2 separate regions of the Homo sapiens genome follow, and region 1 is linked to region 2. Evidence: chromatin contacts called from ENCODE Hi-C data. All regions are on one chromosome and are shown on one strand. The core of a region is the stretch at or near the end of the contact, and the rest is flanking DNA. Distances in the headings are between cores, read along the strand shown. Region 1 has its middle 38 kb from the start of CLIC5. Region 2 holds the start of RCAN2 (regulator of calcineurin 2).

Region 1 (3,309 bases), core at 108-2,607, 440 kb before region 2:
CAGCCTGGGTGTTCTTTCCACTGCACTGACTATCTGAGATAAACCATCATCTCCACAAAGTAAATCTGTTACTTGGGTGTGAGTGGTATTTAGGACCCATTGACTCAGCCTCCTTTTGCACCTGCATTCAGCAAACATTGTTAATGTCTACTGTTTTGCACTCCCAGGGCTAGCATGACACTGATAAATTAGTCTAGTATTTTCCATAGTATATTTCTTGGAACACAAAAATGATGAGATTTCCCTGAAAAAAAAAAAAAGAAGAAATTCTTGTGGTCAAATAATTGAGAAATGCTTCATACCACACCCCCTCTTTGAGATTTGCAGGACCTATTCTTGTTTGCAAATTGAAGTGCTGAAAAGCCTTGCAGTAAAGGGTCCTGTTTACACACTTCACATTCACCAGCTCCCAAGCTGTATTTAGAACCCTTTGCTCATGCACAATGATTGAAATATTACTGTCTGCAGATTATCCTGAGATCCTGCTGAAATAAGAGTAGAGAAGTAGGAAAAGGAACAATCTTACAACAGTTAAGAAAATAAGACAGTGTCACCAATGACAAGGGTTGTTGACAAACTTCTGGAAGAGAGAAGATAGGTAGGAAAATGTTGAGAGATAATAGAGTACAGAAAATATTATAGCTCAGAATAAACCCTAAGGTAGGTACAGAGGAGGTGGGGGCCCTGTTCTTTTCCAGGACCCTAGAGAAGCTGTCAGCTTGGAGTTGGCCCATCCCACAGTGGGTGGGAGGTATGATATGGGACTCCATTGGAGGGAGTCAGTGAAATTCTATCCTAGAACAACTTTGCCAGACAGCAGCCAACTCCCACATCCCAGCTCTGTGCAGTGCACTGGGAGCCTTTTACCTGTGGCCTCTACATGGAAAGTTCCCTCCACAGGCAGCCATTTGAGGGTGTGGGGAGAGCTTGTGCTTCCAGTCTCGGTGTGGAGGTGCCAGGGTAAAGACTTTCTCTTTCTGGCATCTGGAGATCCATTCCCTGATCACCCCAAAGGAATGATGATTGACTTGGCCTCCCCTGCCACTCGGCCCTTATGATGTAGTACAGGACACTTTGGAAAAGGAACAATCAGAGAATAAGATCAGAGTTATTAAAAATTAAGAACATAACTGCTAAAAATGAAAAATTTAATAGAAGAGCTAGAAATAAGGAAAGCCTCTGAAATCATTGAGCAAAAAAGCAAATAAAAATATGAGAGAAATGACTAGAGACAGAGGCCAAATACAGAAGGGTCAACCTCCAACTAATAGGAGTTGCAGAGAGAGAGAGAGGAGAGACACTGGAGGGCAGGGCCTGATACACATATGCATTCAGTATAATCATTCCGTGACAGACCGCAAACAGGCAAAGTCCTGCCCCTGGAGCTGGGTGACAGGCTGGTAGGGCAGATGGACAACCAATAAATAAAGCACAATGCCAGTGATATAAAGAAAACAGGAGAATAAGGAAACAGAAATTCAGAGGTGCTATATTAGATGGTGAGGAGGATGTTTGAGCAGAACGGAGTGAGGAATTGAGCCGTGCCCAGTTAACACTTGCTAAATGAATAAAAGGATGAAAGTATGTAGGTGGAAGAGTGATGTGCACAACCTCATATTGCTCAGGCCTATACTGAACAGTGCTGCTAGATGATCTCTGAAGTTGCTTATAATTTAGAAAGTGGCCTTCCCTCCCACCCAGTAAATGTACTTTAATCGTTGAGGTCGGTATTAATGATTTCTGGGAACTCATCACGTCCCATGATGTGTTGGAAAACACCAGGCAATGCTTTATCACAGTCTGTGCTTCTTAGCAAACTATTTCCTCTCAGCTTTCCTGGAAGCTGGGGTTTTATACTATGGCTATTTTTAGTTGTTGTCGCAGTGGCTGCTGGGACCAATTGCCTAAGGAGTTTGACGAGAACTTTACCCTGGGGAGAGGCATTCCTCTCTGCAGTGTTGCCCTGAAGAGCCCTGTAATTGAGATTTGACCATTTACAACCTCTGAGAACTAGATACCATATCATGAAATGCAAGATCAGGTAGCTTTGCTGTGTGCTCAGCAGTCAGCAAGAAACTGTCCAAAGTTATTTTGACCAGTGGATCATTCATTTGGTCAGTTCCTATTCAAAACCTTTGACTGAGATAAAGAAGCCTGTTTTGCTTTGGAATTGATGCTTGGGAAGCTCCAGGTGGGGGTAGGCTGGGGGATGTTTGCCCTCAAAATGATTTTTCACAAGAGTACCCCAGACTTGTGTGTTCCTTCACAGCCAGTCAAACGAGGGACCGACTGGCATTCAGGAAAGCAACCTGAAAGATCTAGTTGGGATATTCTGGCAGGTATCTAATCTGCCAGCACTTGCCCTTCCTTCTCTGCTCCAAGGCAATGAGAACAAGACTGGCTATAAAACCCACCACTGCCAAAACCATCTTCCCAAAGCACACTTCTGACCTTGCAAAGTCCCTGTTTAAAACCCTCAGATTCTCCCTGCCACAGACCAAACACACTCTAAAAGTCTTAGCTGCTACTCAAAGGCCTCCTGTGATCCAAGCTAATCCCTGGGTATAATTTCATTTCTCCAGCTCCTCCACTTTCAACCCCCTTATGCATCATCCAAATATTATTGAATGTTCCCTATAAACGAGTGATGATTTCCCACCTCGATGCCTTTTATAGACTATTTGTGTCTCCCCCACACCCCTGACAACAAATTCATATGTTGAATCCCTAACCACTATTATGGCTATATTTGGAGTTGGGGCCTCTAAGGAAGTAATTAAGGCTGAATGAGGCCATAGGGCGGGGGCCTGATCCAATAGGTTTACTATCCTTTTAAGAAGAGAACCAGAGAGCTTTCTCTTTCATTTCCATGTGGAGATACAGCAAGACGGTGGCTGTCTGCAAGCCAGGAGGAAAGTCTTCACCAGAAACTGATCATGCTGGCACATTGATGGTGAACTTTTATCCAGAACCGTGAAAAAATAAGTTTCTGTTGCTTCAGCCATGCAGTCTGTGTGGTTTTGTCATGGCAGCCTGAGATGACCAGTGCAATGTTTTGGTGTATGCAGTCTGTCTTCACAAAGGGTCCTTTTTTGCTATTACCATTTGGGCCAAACCTTTCAAAGAGATGTTCCCTTTTCTGTAAACTTTTCTCTGATTTTCTTAGCCATTGACAATCTCATCTTCTAAATTCCCGAAGAACATTGTCAGTTCTTTTCTTTCTTTCTTTCTTTCTTTTTTTGAGACAGAGTCTCGCTCTTGTCACCCAGGCTGGAGTGCAGTGGCGCCATCTCAGCTCACTGAAACCTC
Region 2 (3,351 bases), core at 304-2,803:
GCTAAAGAAAATCAATGACTACACTGAAAAGCAGCCAAATGCTCACTCTCCTGCCTAGTTGACAGTCAATGCTGACCTGCCTCTTGATCCTTTCCAGCTTTTGGGTATTTCCAACTTCACTGTGCCCCCAGAATGCAGAGGCCGGTTAGCAAGTGTTGCGTGGTACCTTGTGGTACATTTGTTCTTCGTTTTGAAGTGATGTAATAAAGGATAACAAAGGTGTGAAACTTGAGTTGCACTGTTAAAGTTGTCCTACATTTCCTAAAGCCTCCCCTCTGCATGATAAGTTGAGTGAAATTCTGGCTGAAGGGAGAGAGAAGTGTGAGCTGGAATGCTGTGACATCCCTTCATCTCCAATTGTGGAAAACTGTGGGAATGCATATTAAAGGAACCCCAGAAACTTTTGTTTTTACTAAACTGAGACTTAAAAAAACTTCATTTGGCAGTTGAACACCTCTATCCCATTGTAAGAAACAGGAAAGATTCAAAGCATGCATTCTGCTATAATTCATTTTGGGATAAGAAATAGGCAGAAGTACCTCGAAGAATAAATCATTAACTAAAAGGCAAACCGAGGCACCCTGGAAACCAGCGAGACCTGGAGGCGGCCGAGGGATCAGGCGGCTGGGATTTGCCTGTTCCCTCTGGTGACTTCTGGAGCGAAGCATCCCACAGGCAGGACGAACCCGGCACACTGCGCTCCGCTCCATTTCACTTTTCAAACTTGAAGTTATTTTTAGATGACCCAAGGCCGCTAATCCCAAGCAGGACAATTCTCAGCCCGCTGCACCTCAGTGCACCTACCCCCTCCCCAGCCTCTGCATTGGGAAGAAGGGATCTCTCGATCTTCTTTGCTCTCTGCATCCAGTTAGTCTCTTCTAGACCCTCTCTAAGCCTCAGTCCCGGGGATCACAGGCGTCATCCTCGCTCCTTCACTTATGCACCTGCTGCTGCTTCCAGGAAGGCAAACCCCCGGGCCACGGGCAGTGGGGAAGGGGCTCCTTTGGACCCGCGCCCCCTAGAGGGGGGTCGCGGGAGATCTCCGTCCCCACGGCCGCAGCCGGGACTGACCACAGATCTGGAGACAAACCCCACCCCCGCCACTGCCCCCACCCCCGCCACCGCCCCCGCCCCCGCCCCCGCCCCCGCCCTGCACCCAGACCCGGCCCGGAGACCAGATCCCCGCCGCGGACCCCCGGCACGACCCCGGGGCTGCTGTCAGCCCCGGCGGGACGGGGTGCCTGGGCGAGCCTGGCCGGCGCGGTTACATAACCGACCTGCTGGGCGTCCGCGATGCGCCGGCGGAGGCGGAGGCGGAGGCGGCGGCTGGGGCGTCTACGGGGGCCAGCTGCTAGCGCGCGGCGCTGCCTGCTCACCTGCCCGCCGGTGCGAGCGCGTGGGGGCGGCGCGGTGCCCGCGGGCCTTTGCGTGGGGCCGTACGCGGCGCGGCGCGCCCCGCCTCCCTCTCTCTGCCGCCGTGGGTCAGTGGGATTCTGCCTGCTGCCCGCTCCTCCCCGCAACCTCCGCCGCCGTCACCCGGGACAAAGCGGCTCCAGGGAGGGGCTGAGCCGGCGGCTCTCGCAGGAGCCGGCGGAGATGGGCGCGTCCCCAGCTCCGACTCATCGGGCCAACCTCCAATCAGACCCAGGGAAACCGAAAGCCCCTGTCTGGCCTCTTCTCATCTCCTCCCTCCTGACCCGGCGCCCTCCCCAGTCCCCTACCCACCGCACCTCCGGGGCTCTCACCCTGCCCTCAGCCCCGCACCCCCTCCTTTCCACTTCAGGTGCCCGGGAGGGCGCAGGAGCCTCCGGGCACCTGGCGTGGGAGCCTGGCTGCAGGAGTCCCGGCCTCAGCGGGAAGAGGCTCCTCGGGGTCCCATACTAAGCTGAGGGTGAGGGGGCAGCGACAGCCCAGAAGAAATGGTCAGAGAAGCAAACTGTGGTGGGGGAGTACTGGGAGAAAGACTCTTCTTACCAGATGTCTGAGCCCCCCGACTCTGGCTAACTGAGGAAATGTCGGGGAGCCCCTGGATGGTCCTCCCGGGCTTCTGCGCTTGGTGGGCGCTGGCGCCCTCTGGCTGGAGCCCTGCGCCCGGCCCAGCCCAGGCCGCTGAGGGTGCCCTGCGCGGGCTTCACAGCTTTGCCAGGATTTGCAGCCATCAGACCTGAGGACAGAAGGGTTCGGGCTGCAAGGAATCCTATTGTGTGAGAGCCATGACACAGTGAGTGGGAGGTTGGTATCCTACAGCAAACGGGACTGAAGGTGAATCGCAATCTAGGGTAGATCTGTTGCTCAACAAAGTTAACCCCAGTAGAAGTCTCTGCTTTACGGAATAAAGCAACTCAAATGGGTAAGGAAGCCTGTGGCTTACGGGTGGCACAGATAGGAACAGGACTGAGTCTCATGGCAAGAGAATGTGAATTATGCAAAAGATCATAGGAGAGTGCGGGAAATTAAAGGAAGGAGGTGTGCAGACCAATCTGAGGGAGGGAGTGAATAACATTTAAATCAGGTTTGTGTTCTGTCATCTTTCGAATTGCTGCATAAATAAGCCGTTTTCTTTTTGCTTTTTATGCCTTTTGATTTTCTGATAACAATATTACGATTGCACTGAAGCAGTCCATTCACAATCATTCTTCACTTACCCACACTACGTTGTTTTTTTCCAAAGTTGACATACAATCACGTTTTGTTTGTTTTCAACAAAAAAAGGTAGACGAGACGTTGGCTCTTCTCTCTGATTAATCTGCATTAACATAAACACAATTTCAGAATTGAAAATGACCTTAGGCTTCCCCTCGTTCAGCCTTCCCCTGGATGCATAAATCTGTAATTAGTCGTTGATTTAGATAATTGCCATTTGGGTTAGAATTGTCTGAAAGGGCATTCTTAAGTTGAGCAAAAACTTGCCTCCCTTTAATCATTAGTTCTCCCTTACTTTTTGAAGCCAAAGAAACCAAGTCAAATTCCTCTTCTAACTATCTTTAAAATATGTAAAAATAGCTAGCATGTCTAATGCACTCCAGGATCCCCTTTCTTTCCAAGTAAAGCATCCCCAACCCTTTAAACAAAATCTCACTTATTATTAGTGAGTACTTCCTAGAATCTTCGTCAAACTGATGACTTTCATCTTAACAGGGACTATTTATTATTTTGTGAATATACATTTACAAATAAAATTTTCAGCTTATAGAAGCAATATATTCATTGCAGAAATTTTGAAAAGTTGGAAAAACACAGGATTTAATCTGAGAACTAAATGAGGTAATACATGTAAAACACCTAAGCACAGTGCCTGGCACACAGTGATACTCAATATATGTTAGCTGTTACCAAAATCAACATAGCCAT

Evidence for each region. A loop is a pair of places that touch in the nucleus more often than their neighbours do. Pooled maps may share reads with other maps.
Region 1: a pooled map shows a loop between it and region 2 (2.2-fold over the local background). The contact joins the enhancer-like site here to the promoter of RCAN2 in region 2. A Hi-C loop is called at or near these places in 1 of 37 single-sample maps with no recorded cell type and 7 of 50 pooled maps.

The regions. Positions count from the first base shown.
Region 1 is chr6:46,051,879-46,055,187 of GRCh38, forward strand. It overlaps a transcript of CLIC5 not described here. Among named protein-coding and RNA genes, the nearest start is that of CLIC5, 38 kb to the left of the region's middle. Within about 2 kb of position 1,358, at least 7 of the 41 ENCODE cell types and tissues checked have a DNase peak (open chromatin) inside an H3K27ac peak, as active enhancers do.
Region 2 is chr6:46,489,896-46,493,246 of GRCh38, forward strand. It overlaps RCAN2 (regulator of calcineurin 2), which reads right to left and starts at 1,554. Exons shown (of 5, transcript NM_001251974.2): 1 at 1,278-1,554. It overlaps RCAN2-DT (RCAN2 divergent transcript), which reads left to right and starts at 2,157. Exons shown (of 3, transcript NR_125837.1): 1 at 2,157-2,232. RefSeq lists silencers at 1,517-1,606, 2,117-2,176.